Linked DNA regions of Homo sapiens: region 2 is linked to region 1. A link is a loop called in an ENCODE intact Hi-C map of the cell type or tissue named here. Cell type or tissue: Caco-2. All regions are shown on one strand. Each heading gives the region's core, and the rest is flanking DNA. Links, peaks and the distances in the headings are about the cores only.

What was found. Peaks named below come from ENCODE experiments on the same cell type or tissue, not always from the same donor. Only the 100,000 strongest peaks of a DNase experiment are listed, where the experiment ranks them.
Region 2: a loop joins it to region 1, with 2.0 times the contacts of the local background. A loop is called at or near these places in 1 of 110 quality-filtered maps.

The regions. Positions count from the first base shown.
Region 1 is chr2:179,666,798-179,672,189 of GRCh38, reverse strand. The region is part of intron 3 of ZNF385B (zinc finger protein 385B); the gene reads left to right. Among named protein-coding and RNA genes, the nearest start is that of MIR1258, 190 kb to the left of the region's middle. In Caco-2, for the core only: no CTCF peak of the experiment used is centred there; a DNase peak (open chromatin) is centred at 2,769.
Region 2 is chr2:179,437,803-179,443,194 of GRCh38, reverse strand. ZNF385B (zinc finger protein 385B) reads left to right here. Exons shown (of 10, transcript NM_152520.6): 10 at 1-1,213. Among named protein-coding and RNA genes, the nearest start is that of SESTD1, 180 kb to the right of the region's middle. In Caco-2, for the core only: a CTCF peak has its summit at 2,322 (motif pointing right); no DNase peak of the experiment used is centred there.

The sequences.
Region 1 (5,392 bases), core at 120-5,119:
ACAAAATCTTAAGGCTCAAGAATAATCTTTGATTCAAAGCTCTGCCTTCCAGACCCACTGGAGCTGTGGTCCCACCTTCTGGACACATTGGGGCAGAGGTTGGATCTGCAGGATTCCAAGCAGCCCTGTCCACACTGCTTTGTAGGGCATAGCCCATGTCACAGCTCTCAAGAGTTTGAATTGGACACCTGCAGTTCTCTTGAGCTGGAATCTTACCCGGGTGTCTCTACCACCCCAGGGTATCAGGAGCAGCCATTTTGTCCCAGTTCTGCTAGGCCTTGCCCTAGTAGGGGCTCTGTGCAGTGGTGCTGTCCTGGTGACAGTTCTTTGCCTGGTTCCCACAGTCCTCCAGGGCATCCAAATCTAGGTGGAGGCAGCCACACCCCCACTGCTTTGCTGGCTGCAGTGCATGCTACATCTGGGGCAGCTGGGGAACATAGGATGGAGTTCAGAGAGTGGAGTGCAGGTGGCAGAGCCTTGAGACAGAGGGGCTGGGGGAACAGGGCTACAATGAAGTTTCATGTGTGCCTGTAGCCCCTTCGTTGAAATTGTACTACCTACCTCCCTTCTACTGTGTGCCTATGATGAGGGTGGCAGCCCTGATGATTTCTGAATTGCTTTTGGAGTCATTTGTTTTAGCATCTTGGACAATAATAGGTCCTGGATTTTGTTTAGACAGCTGACTCATCTTCTTGGATCATCATCATTTGGCCACACCCTTCGTGTTTTGTCTTGAATATGCTTTTCAATATAATAGGTTCTGAATTTCGCAAAGGTTTAAGTTCTGCTTCCCTTTTATTAATAATTCCATTTTTAAATTAGCTCTCTCTTCTCACATTTTACTAAAATCCCTCAAGAGGGACCAGATTGCATCCATGGTGCAGGCTAATCAGAAAAAGAGAATATTTTTGAGCTGAGCTGGAAATCACATGCAGGAATTCAGTATTTCAAGCGGGAGGAGCATAAGAAAAGCCAAAGACACTCTTGGAAGTTCTTATTGTGTTGAGGAACATTAAGCAGCTGACAGTCGCCAGAACCATCTCAAATAGACAAAGTTTTTATACTTGAAGGCACTTTGATACAATAGTGGTAGCTAATATTCACCAAGCATTTGCTGTGTGCCAGTCACTGTTGCAAGTGCTTCACATGTAGTATCTCATTTAATTCTTTCAACAATTCTGTGAGGTGGGTGCCATTATCATCACATTCCATAGATGGAGAAACTATAGATAAGTGACTTTTCCAAGGTCACAGAGTTACAGATGGGCAAGCTAGGAAAACTAAGTCCAGTTATTCTGACCCAGAGCCCACACTCTTAGCCTTTATCCTCCACTGCTCACAATGAAGGCTGGATTTGCTCTGGAGGATTTAATCAAAAGTTCTCATTTTTGAGAAATCTCAATTAATGAAGAAAATTTATCTCTTTAGACTGTATGTACCCCCTAAATTCACTCATTCTTGTTCAAATTATTTAATTAAATATTGTCCTTCTCCAAGAAAACTCCGTGATTAAACGGATGCCTTTTCAGTGGTATGTTGGACCAGCTCATGAGAACCAATCATTAGCTTTTCAGAACTTTTGCCAGTTATTAAATATAGCTGTTTTTAAAATAAATTATATAAATGTACATTAAATGAATTGTATTTCAAAGTGAGTAACAAATTTTCAAGACCTATTAGTTCCTATTTTTTTTTGTTTGTTTTTGTTTTTACGTTCTACTGCTATCCATGCTCTTGAGTTTTTCTTATGACTGTTACATCTGTATGGTGGAAGTACTAGAGAGTAGCATGCTACTGTACATCTCCTCCCAATTCCACACTCAATAATGTCATGCTGTTAGCTGTCAATTGGCAATGGTGAAAGTATTAGCACCATGATTTTTTTTTTTTTTTTTTTTGAGACGGAGTCTCGCTCTGTGGCCCAGGCGAGAGTGCAGTGGCGCAATCTCGGCCCACTGCAAGCTCCGCCTCCCGGGTTCACGCCATTCTCCTGCCTCAGCCTCCCGAGTAGCTGGGACTACAGGCGCCCGCCATCACGCCCGGCTAATTTTTTTGTATTTTTAGTAGAGACGGGGTTTCACCGTGTTAGCCAGGATGGTCTCGATCTCCTGACCTCGTGATCCGCCCGCCTCGGCCTCCCAAAGTGCTGGGATTACAAGCGTGAGCCACCGCGCCCGGCCAGCACCATGATTTTGTAAACACTGCTAATCAGGGATTTTCCCTCACCTCCAGAGAGCTGGTTGCTCAACATGTACCACCACACCACCACCATTATCTCTTCTTTAAAACATTTCACCTTAAGTTGATTCTCAGGAGGGCTCTGTATTATATAGAGGGTTTAACTTGTGAGACCTCTGGTGTCTAAACTGTATTAGTTCTTCAGTACCTAAAAGAAGTTTGGAAATGTTCATCAGTTTCTCATTAACATAATTATTTCAGAAAATTGAGAATCCATCTTAGCTTTAATAACCTCCAAAGAAACCCCATCCTTGTGTTTCATGATCACCAGTGAATGAAAGCTTCTTGGTTTAAGAAACTCAAATTCATTACTCCAGAGTAAAAATGTGTTTTTTCATTTTCCCCCTCAATTTGCTGAAGCTGGGAGCCACTATCATGTAGAGGAAAAAGTCAAGATACCTAGAGGCTGCTTCTGGCTAGGCCACTAAATAGCCAGGTGATCTGGGCTTAGTGGTCACTTTGCACTTTAGAATCATCTGGAGACTTAAAAAATATGCTGGGAATTTTAAATATGCTGATGACAGGCCCCACCTAAGCCCATTAAGTCTGAATCTTTGGGAGTTCGAGCCTATGTGTTGGTGTACTTTGAAATGCTCCTGAGATGGTTTTAATATGTAACCAATTTGAGAACTACTGTTCAAGATATTTACAGAGGATGGACAGTCTGTGATTAAAGGGTCCGGCTGCAGGGCCAGAACTCCTGCTTTCAAATCCCCACTCCTCAACTTCCCCTAGCTATGTAACCTTGGGTAAGTTACCTAGAGTCTCTGGGCTTCAGTTTCCTCATGTGTAAAATTAGAATAATCATAATATATTAGTTAATACAGATAGAACCTTTAAAGCATCTTCTGACACTCAAGTATTTTTTGACAGTAGTACAACTAAATATAAATATGCTCTCTTCATAGTTCTGTGTTGTCTCTATGCTTTGTAACATACAGCCATTTACATACTTGAAGCTGTACCTTGATATTCTTTTTACTATACTTTTTAAGCTTTCCTTTTGTTTTCTAGCCTTTTAATTATATCAATATTTCCCCTTTTAACTGCCCAAAATTCTTTATTTTCCTTTTAGTTGGAAAACCCCAGACAGGGTAAAGTGCTTCAGATGGCTCCAAGCCATTGCTGCACAATATCTACTGTATCATTTTAATAAATCTTTAGAATTAAAACTATGATTTGGCTAAAAATGATGTTTCCTTTACATCACAAAAAATTAAAATTGTCCCTTTTTTCCCCTAGCTTATGAGGTAGTAGCAATGAATTTTTGTAGACCCTCCTCTCAGCAGAAACTAATCAAATATAGAAAGTTAAAAAAAAAAAAAAAAAGAAAGGTGTTGGCTCCAGGAACTGTGTGATAAGATGAACTTGTAGAGCAAAACACTTTAACCAAATCTTTATGTGCAAACAAAAATAGAGAAAATGCACTGTTTCCATCCATTTAGCTTAAGGAGGGTTAATGACTAATGAAATAGAAATAAAGGAGGAACCCATCATGAATATACTATTTTAGGAGCAAAATTCACTGGAAGAAGTAGCTAAAAAGTAGTTTGATAAAGGAGAATATGAGGGCATGGCAAATCAAAAGGACAGACTACTGTATATTGTGGTCTCTTCAGATGCCTGTTTTTCAGCACCTTTGATAGAGAAAAGGGAAAAATTAAGGTAACTATATGAGTATTACCAACAAATATTTTGAGGTTAAAAAATGGAAAAGATTAATTCAGTACTATGGTCTTCTGTGACCCTCATAATTTTATATATAGAAGGTTGTAGAAATTATTAAATATCATGGTGTCATTAATATTAATGCATATTAACCAGTACTCCAAATTGACTTATGGATAGGATGATCCTTCAGAGACTTAAGAGGAATTGAGTACCATCACTTGTGATTAACTTTTGCTCTTTTCTTGTGGAGAAAACTAAGTCTAGATACGTGAAAAGTCATTTTCTCTTGATTAGGATTTGTTTGGTTGCAAGGAATAGACAGACTCAGGCCAACTTAAGGAGGAGGAGGTCTGTTTTGAGAATACAACAGTGAATCTCAAGAAATCTAAGGTCAGTGATTGTAGCTGGCTGGGACTTAAATACAACTGATGTCAGTTACCTGGAAAATCATAGGGAATCATCTTTTCCCTCAAGTCAGTGTATACCTCTCTTATGATATCTGGTCATCTCTGCACTGTATGTTGTATTCTCCTCTCTCTAGGGACCTTTCCTTCTTCCCTATAAACTCTGGCTTAAACATAGCTGCCAATGAAGCTGTTCAGAGCTTGGCACTTTCCAGCATTTACTCCACTGTTCCACATCTTCCCAGTTCCTGAGGGATGGATTAGCACATCGTTTTGAACCAGGCCACCAGTCACATTGTGTCTGATTAGCTGCCCCGAAATCAGTGACCCACACCTGGTCCAGTCAGCTATGGCTGGAATGGGATAGAGTCATGTGGTACAAAAAGGGGTTAGATTAGGTAGAAGAGGCTGGGGGCTGGCAAGCACTGGACACATTTCTTGTATTCTGCCTTAACTACAAAATGGTGGGGGGGAGGGAGACTAAGTTTTTTCCAGGTAAAAGTTGCAGCACATGCATAGTACATGATTTCTGCAGAATATTAGTGACAAAAACTCAGAAGTCTTCCTGGTTTACTACTGTGTTTCCAGACTGTTTTAAGCTCACTCGATACTATATGGCTATTCTCTAAATTATTTTGTTGCATTACTGAATGTTAATGTAGGTATTAAGATTGAGTTGGGGAAAAAAATCCACAGAAATAGCATATCAATATCTCTGAATTTCAGAATCTTTCCCTTTTGGTGGGGGGAAGAGGGCAGCAGAGATGAAAAACTAAAATTTTGCCAATTGTATTATGCCACCAAACCCAAAAAATGTTAATTAATATAAGAAATGTAATACATATTTTATTATGCAAGTTGTTAACTGAAAGACACATAAAGACCTGGGAGTTTTCATCTTAATATGGATAAATGTGATAATCTTCAAAAAATAACCATGATAAATGAATCTAGATAAAACAAAAAACAACAACAACAGCTACAGGTATTTTTGTCAGATGTTGGAGTCTGTTCATACATTTTGTAGATTAGCCCTTTTGGTGAGAGAAATATGTGAGCAAATGAAAAGAGCTCTGTGA
Region 2 (5,392 bases), core at 178-5,177, 230 kb after region 1:
AAGGATTCAGCAATTTAAGCAGTTTGTGTTGCAGTACCCCCCATTCACCCACAAAATGCAGCCCACCACCCAGTCCCCCAATTCCAGAGAGAAACACATCACTAGATTGACGAGGGCTTTTAGAGACTGCTCCTATAATTGAGGAATCAGCAGCATAGGCTTTATCTCCCTACTTCCTCCCCCACCCTACCGCGTTCAATTTGTGTATCTCAGATATTTGATTTCTTGAGCATGTATTGGTCAGAAAGAAAAAGAAAGAAAACCATTCTCTATTTTTCCATGGGTATGATCTGGCTTAAAACAATATGGAATATTTTCCTGACAGACTTGAAAACTAGGATCTTCCTCAGATGTCTGTAAATAACTCTGGTATCCAACTGGGTGTATTCTAGTGTGGAACAAAAAACAGTGAACACAAGTGCTTACTTGTGGATACTATCTTACCAACGGATCACAAAGTTCTCTTTTTGGTGTACTGTTGTTGACAGGGATTGTGTACTGTTTCGACCCAAGTACTGCTGTATCCTGTGTAGTACTAGATCTGTATCTCTTGTCTGAATTAAACATTTTTAGTTGCTGTGTAAATGTTAGGAAGCAAAGTAGCTTTGAATTTTCTCTGTAAGAGAATAAAAGATAAAATAATGTATTTTCTTTATTTCACATTTTATTTGGAGATATTTAAATGAAATAGAAAGCCATATAACATAGCTATAATTACTACCTGTTTGCTATTTTTGTTTAACTTATTTTGTAGCTTCCTCACTGGTTTGTGTTGCTAAGCAAACGTATACAAACAGAAAAAGAGCTTCCTAAATTGCACATTTTTGCACCTCTTGTGCATTCTGCAAGAAGACAATGAATCCATGTATTTCTATATAAGTATCTTCTTCATTTTTAACCTGTTTTCATTTGTAATGATGCTACATAATTTTGTGGCTCCCTAATGCAATAATGTACAGAAGATAAAAAAATTTATAATTGAACAATTTGTCTTTCTGTTCGCTGAATATATTGCAGGTCATGCTCCCATGCCCCCCTTTCTAAGCCGATATCAACAAGACTGGAATGTTTGTGATATCAGGGGCAAGAGTTATCATAGAACAACAAAATAGAGTGGACTCTTTTAGAGCATCTATATCTGCAACCTGTAAATGGTAAAATGTCTGTGTATTTTTTTAAATGTACCTTTTCAATAAAAGTACAAAAAATAAAATCTGTTTGTATTTTCAGTGTTTTTTTTCTCCTGAGACACCTCCAATTTGAAATCATCTGATGAAAGATTTTTAGTAGGTGCAAAGATTGCTTCTTACATAGCATTTTTAGCTCTTGTTTGCAGCATATTTATTTGTCATGTTTATTCATTACTGTTCACAGCATCTGCATGAGGTGAAATTTTACTGCCATTTTCTCTCTGAATCTCTAAGAAGTTGGGCCAAAGTTGTTGAGTCACCCAAAATCACAGTAGCAGCCTGCAAAAAACTTTGGACTCGGATTTTTTTTAACTTACTGTGGGTCCTCTAAATCTCTAGTTCATCTTTTATTGGTGTCCGTGGCATTTATGATCTCTTTTCAGAGAATTTTTTCCACTTCTCCTCCTTTGCCTTCTCCAATCAGCACATCCTCCTTTTCTTCCACCTCATTCTGTTGCTTTTAAGTACAAAGATCAATATATCACTGTGTGTTCTGGTAAATTATTGCTGCTTACAAGACTGCTCTAAAACTTAGTAGCTTAAAATAATAGCCATTTGATAACTAGTTATATCAGAATTTCATGGGTCAAGAATTCCAGCAGGGTTTGGCCGGGCTGTTCTTCTCTTCCCGGTGGCATCAATAGAGTACCTTTGTTAGTATTCGGCTCTCAGGCGGGCTGGGCTGGAGGGCCCAGGATGACTTCACTCATATGTCTGCCCAGTCAAAAATGACTGCAAGGTTGAGCCTTACTGGAACCATCTACCAAAGGACTTCCATGTGGCCTCCGCAGCATCCTCCTTGTTGTAGCAGCTAGTTACATAGTAGCAGAGAGAACATTTTAAGAGTCCTGGGTAAAAATCAAGAAGTAGTGTTGAAACTCCCAGCACGTCTTCTGCTGCATTCCATTGATCATGCAAGTCACTAAGACCAATTCAGATTCAAGGGGAAGAAAATTAGACGTCGTTTCCCAATGTGAAGAAGAAAAAGAGTTTGCCACCATCTTTAATCGACCACACTGTTATAGAATTTGGAGGGGAGTGGCTACAAAACCATTACAGATCCTGTTTCTCCCTACCCTGCATGCAAACCCTGTCAGTTTTTAAAAATGAGAATTAGTGGGACTTAGATTCTCATTTCTAAAAATTTAAGGCCAGTAGGTGGCAGTGTAGCTGTGATGCATGGCAATAGACTTCCTCTTTGAGTTTATCCAACTGAAAATTGTTGACCTTAATATTTTAGTCTTATAATCAGGTTTCTTTCAGACTCTAGTAAGATTTCAGTTTGATATTCAGAATTTGGTGTTTTTTAAAAATATGACTCATTTGAAGTCTAACAATACTAGTTACACTTAACCTTGGTTGGACCTTCAGTTGTGATTTATAGACAGCATGCCCTGAAGGAATTGTGTTTCCATTTAACACTTTGGAGTACTTTTTATTTTTATTTTTAGGGACTTCAGTGGCCATGATATTTTGTTTACCTTTCATTATCCTACATTTCATTAAAGCTTACTGCAATCCTCAAAAATTTGTAAATGGCAGTATTTAAATAGACTCAGGAAATTACTGATTAGATCTATAGAGTCAAGATTTGTTAAAATTACCTCAGGGAAGAAGTACAAAAGAATGCCAGTTAATTAAAATGAATGCTTTCAAAAGAAGCCGTGAGTAGCTTCAAGCAATTATTTATAAAACACTATTAAACACATATATCTCATCGTCCACCCTGATTCTGAAGTGCTAGTGTGGGTCAACCCTGGAAAGGATATACGTATTTGAACTAACACCTCTTCCTATGCTATTTCTAATGAGAAAAGAGTGCCACTCTACTTCACTTATTGTGAAAGTTAAAAAACATACTGCTTCCTCTGACACAGTCTAGTTCTGGTCTCTGTAGAATCGGAAAACCGGTCTCAGGTAGGGTTGCCAGATAAAACATAAACTACCCAGTTAAATTTGAATTTCAAATAAACAATGAATAATTGTTTGGTGTAATATTTTAAATAATGTTTAGTACAATATTGCACATTGCAGAAGTATGTTTCATAAATACACATGCAATATTTGGGACCTACTTATACTAGAAGATTATTTATTGTTTATCTAAAAGTCAAATTTAAGTGGGCATCCTATATTTTTATTTGCTAAATGTGGCAACCTTTTTCTCAGGAGGATTTCTCCTCATCTCAAGAACCATGATGCTTTAGGAGAGAAACAACCTCTTGAGTATTAAAAAGAAAATAATGAGTTTTTTAAAGGCACATTGTAATATATACTCACAAATAGGCAGAGGAAGGAACCTGCGTGAAGTAAAAGTCAATGATATATTGACTTTGCATAGGACCAGCAAGGGGGAAAATGTAACTGCAGATGCCTCTTACTTAAAGCTACAGTGATAGCTGTCTATCAAAATTAAACTATTGTAAAAGGAAAAAACAATTTTAATTTGTCTTATTCACCATCCACAGCACCGTTGATTTTCTTTTCTACCCTAAATGAATTCTGGCTTTTCAGAGCAGAAATAGATACGGTTATGTCGAATTTTTCTCTCAGATAGTGTTTAAAACAAAACGCAAAAAAACTATACTGCATTCAATGTCACTGGGAAAGAGAACCAAGAAAATTCCCACTGGAAAAACGAACAAACGAAGGAGAAAGACCTGGCAGAGCATCAGATGGAAATCCTGTTGTGCAGACTCCCAAAGGGAGCCTAAAGAGACTGACCAAGGAGATTGAATTTGGGGATCTTTTGGAAAATGGGCACCCACTGCCTGGGGTGCCATCAGGGAGAAGAAACATGCGGGGAGGAAAGAAGTGTCCAGGAGCTGTTTGACGGATAAAGATTAAGTTAGCCTCAAGGAATATACACCGTAGATAAGCACAGGCATCTTCAGGTGACAGGGTGAAGGATTTCACTCCATCTCTGCAGGTCTGTGTGGATTCTGGCTTTTCTTAACAGTGTTTCTTCCATCTGATCCTTGTTTTGTTAATATGATGTCCCTCGATGTCAGAGGTGTCATGTCTCTTTGGGAAAATATTAGTTTCTAGTACCGTGGTGGGTTGAGGAGAAGCTGTGCAGTGCAAGAGCAAATTCCACAGGGGATGCTACGTTTGCCTCCTTCCCTCCTCCATGTAATTAGCTCCATAGGGGAATTCATCAAGGACATGTCATTGCAGGTTCTCAGCAGCTATGGAGTGTGACTTGGTAATTGCCTTTATGTCTTTGGCTAACATTTCTACAGCCAGAATGACTGATGTATTCTTCTATTCCTAGCTAAGTGCTCAAAATGCATAAAACCTCTAGTCGTCAGAATTCCTTCTGTAGGTGCAATGAAAATATCTTCATGTCATATTTTTCATTTTAAGAAGTCACTTAACAGATAATTCGACAAGCTTGACATTAAGCATCTGCTGTTTATTTTTATTATAGTGAAAAAGTAAAATTAGGATATAGCAGAAGTAAATAAGAAAAATACATAATTTGCAAAGACCTGAATTCAAATCCTGATCATGTCATACGCACATTAGTTCAGTGATCTTATGTCAGAAAAATATTGTATGTTGTTTCCCCAAAGCCTCAGTTTTTCACATATATAAAATAGATATAATAGTATTCAACTCACAGGGTGATTCTAAGAAGCACATATAACTAAACATGTGAGAATGTTTTTTGTACATTATTACATGCTATATAAATTTGCATAGTAAATGGATAAGTCAAATAATTTTTTTCATTTTAAATTTGTAAATTATAAGATTCTCTCAAATTAGCCAACTTTTTGCTACCTTGCATTTATTTATTTTATTATAGGTTCAGTGGATACATGTGTAGGTTTGTTATATATATATAAAACATTTTATATATATAACATTATATATATTTTATATATATAACGTTATATATATTTTATATATATAACAAATATATATATTTGTTATATATATATAATAAATATATATTATATTTATTATATATATATAACAAATATAATATATATTATATATATATAACAAATATAATATATATTTATATATTATATATATAATATTTTATATATATATGGCATGATGCTGGGGTTTGGGCTTCTAATGAACAAATATATATATAAAATATATATTTATATATTATATATAATAATTTTATATATATATGTATGGCATGATGCTGGGGGTTTGGGCTTCTAATGAACATAGGACCCAAT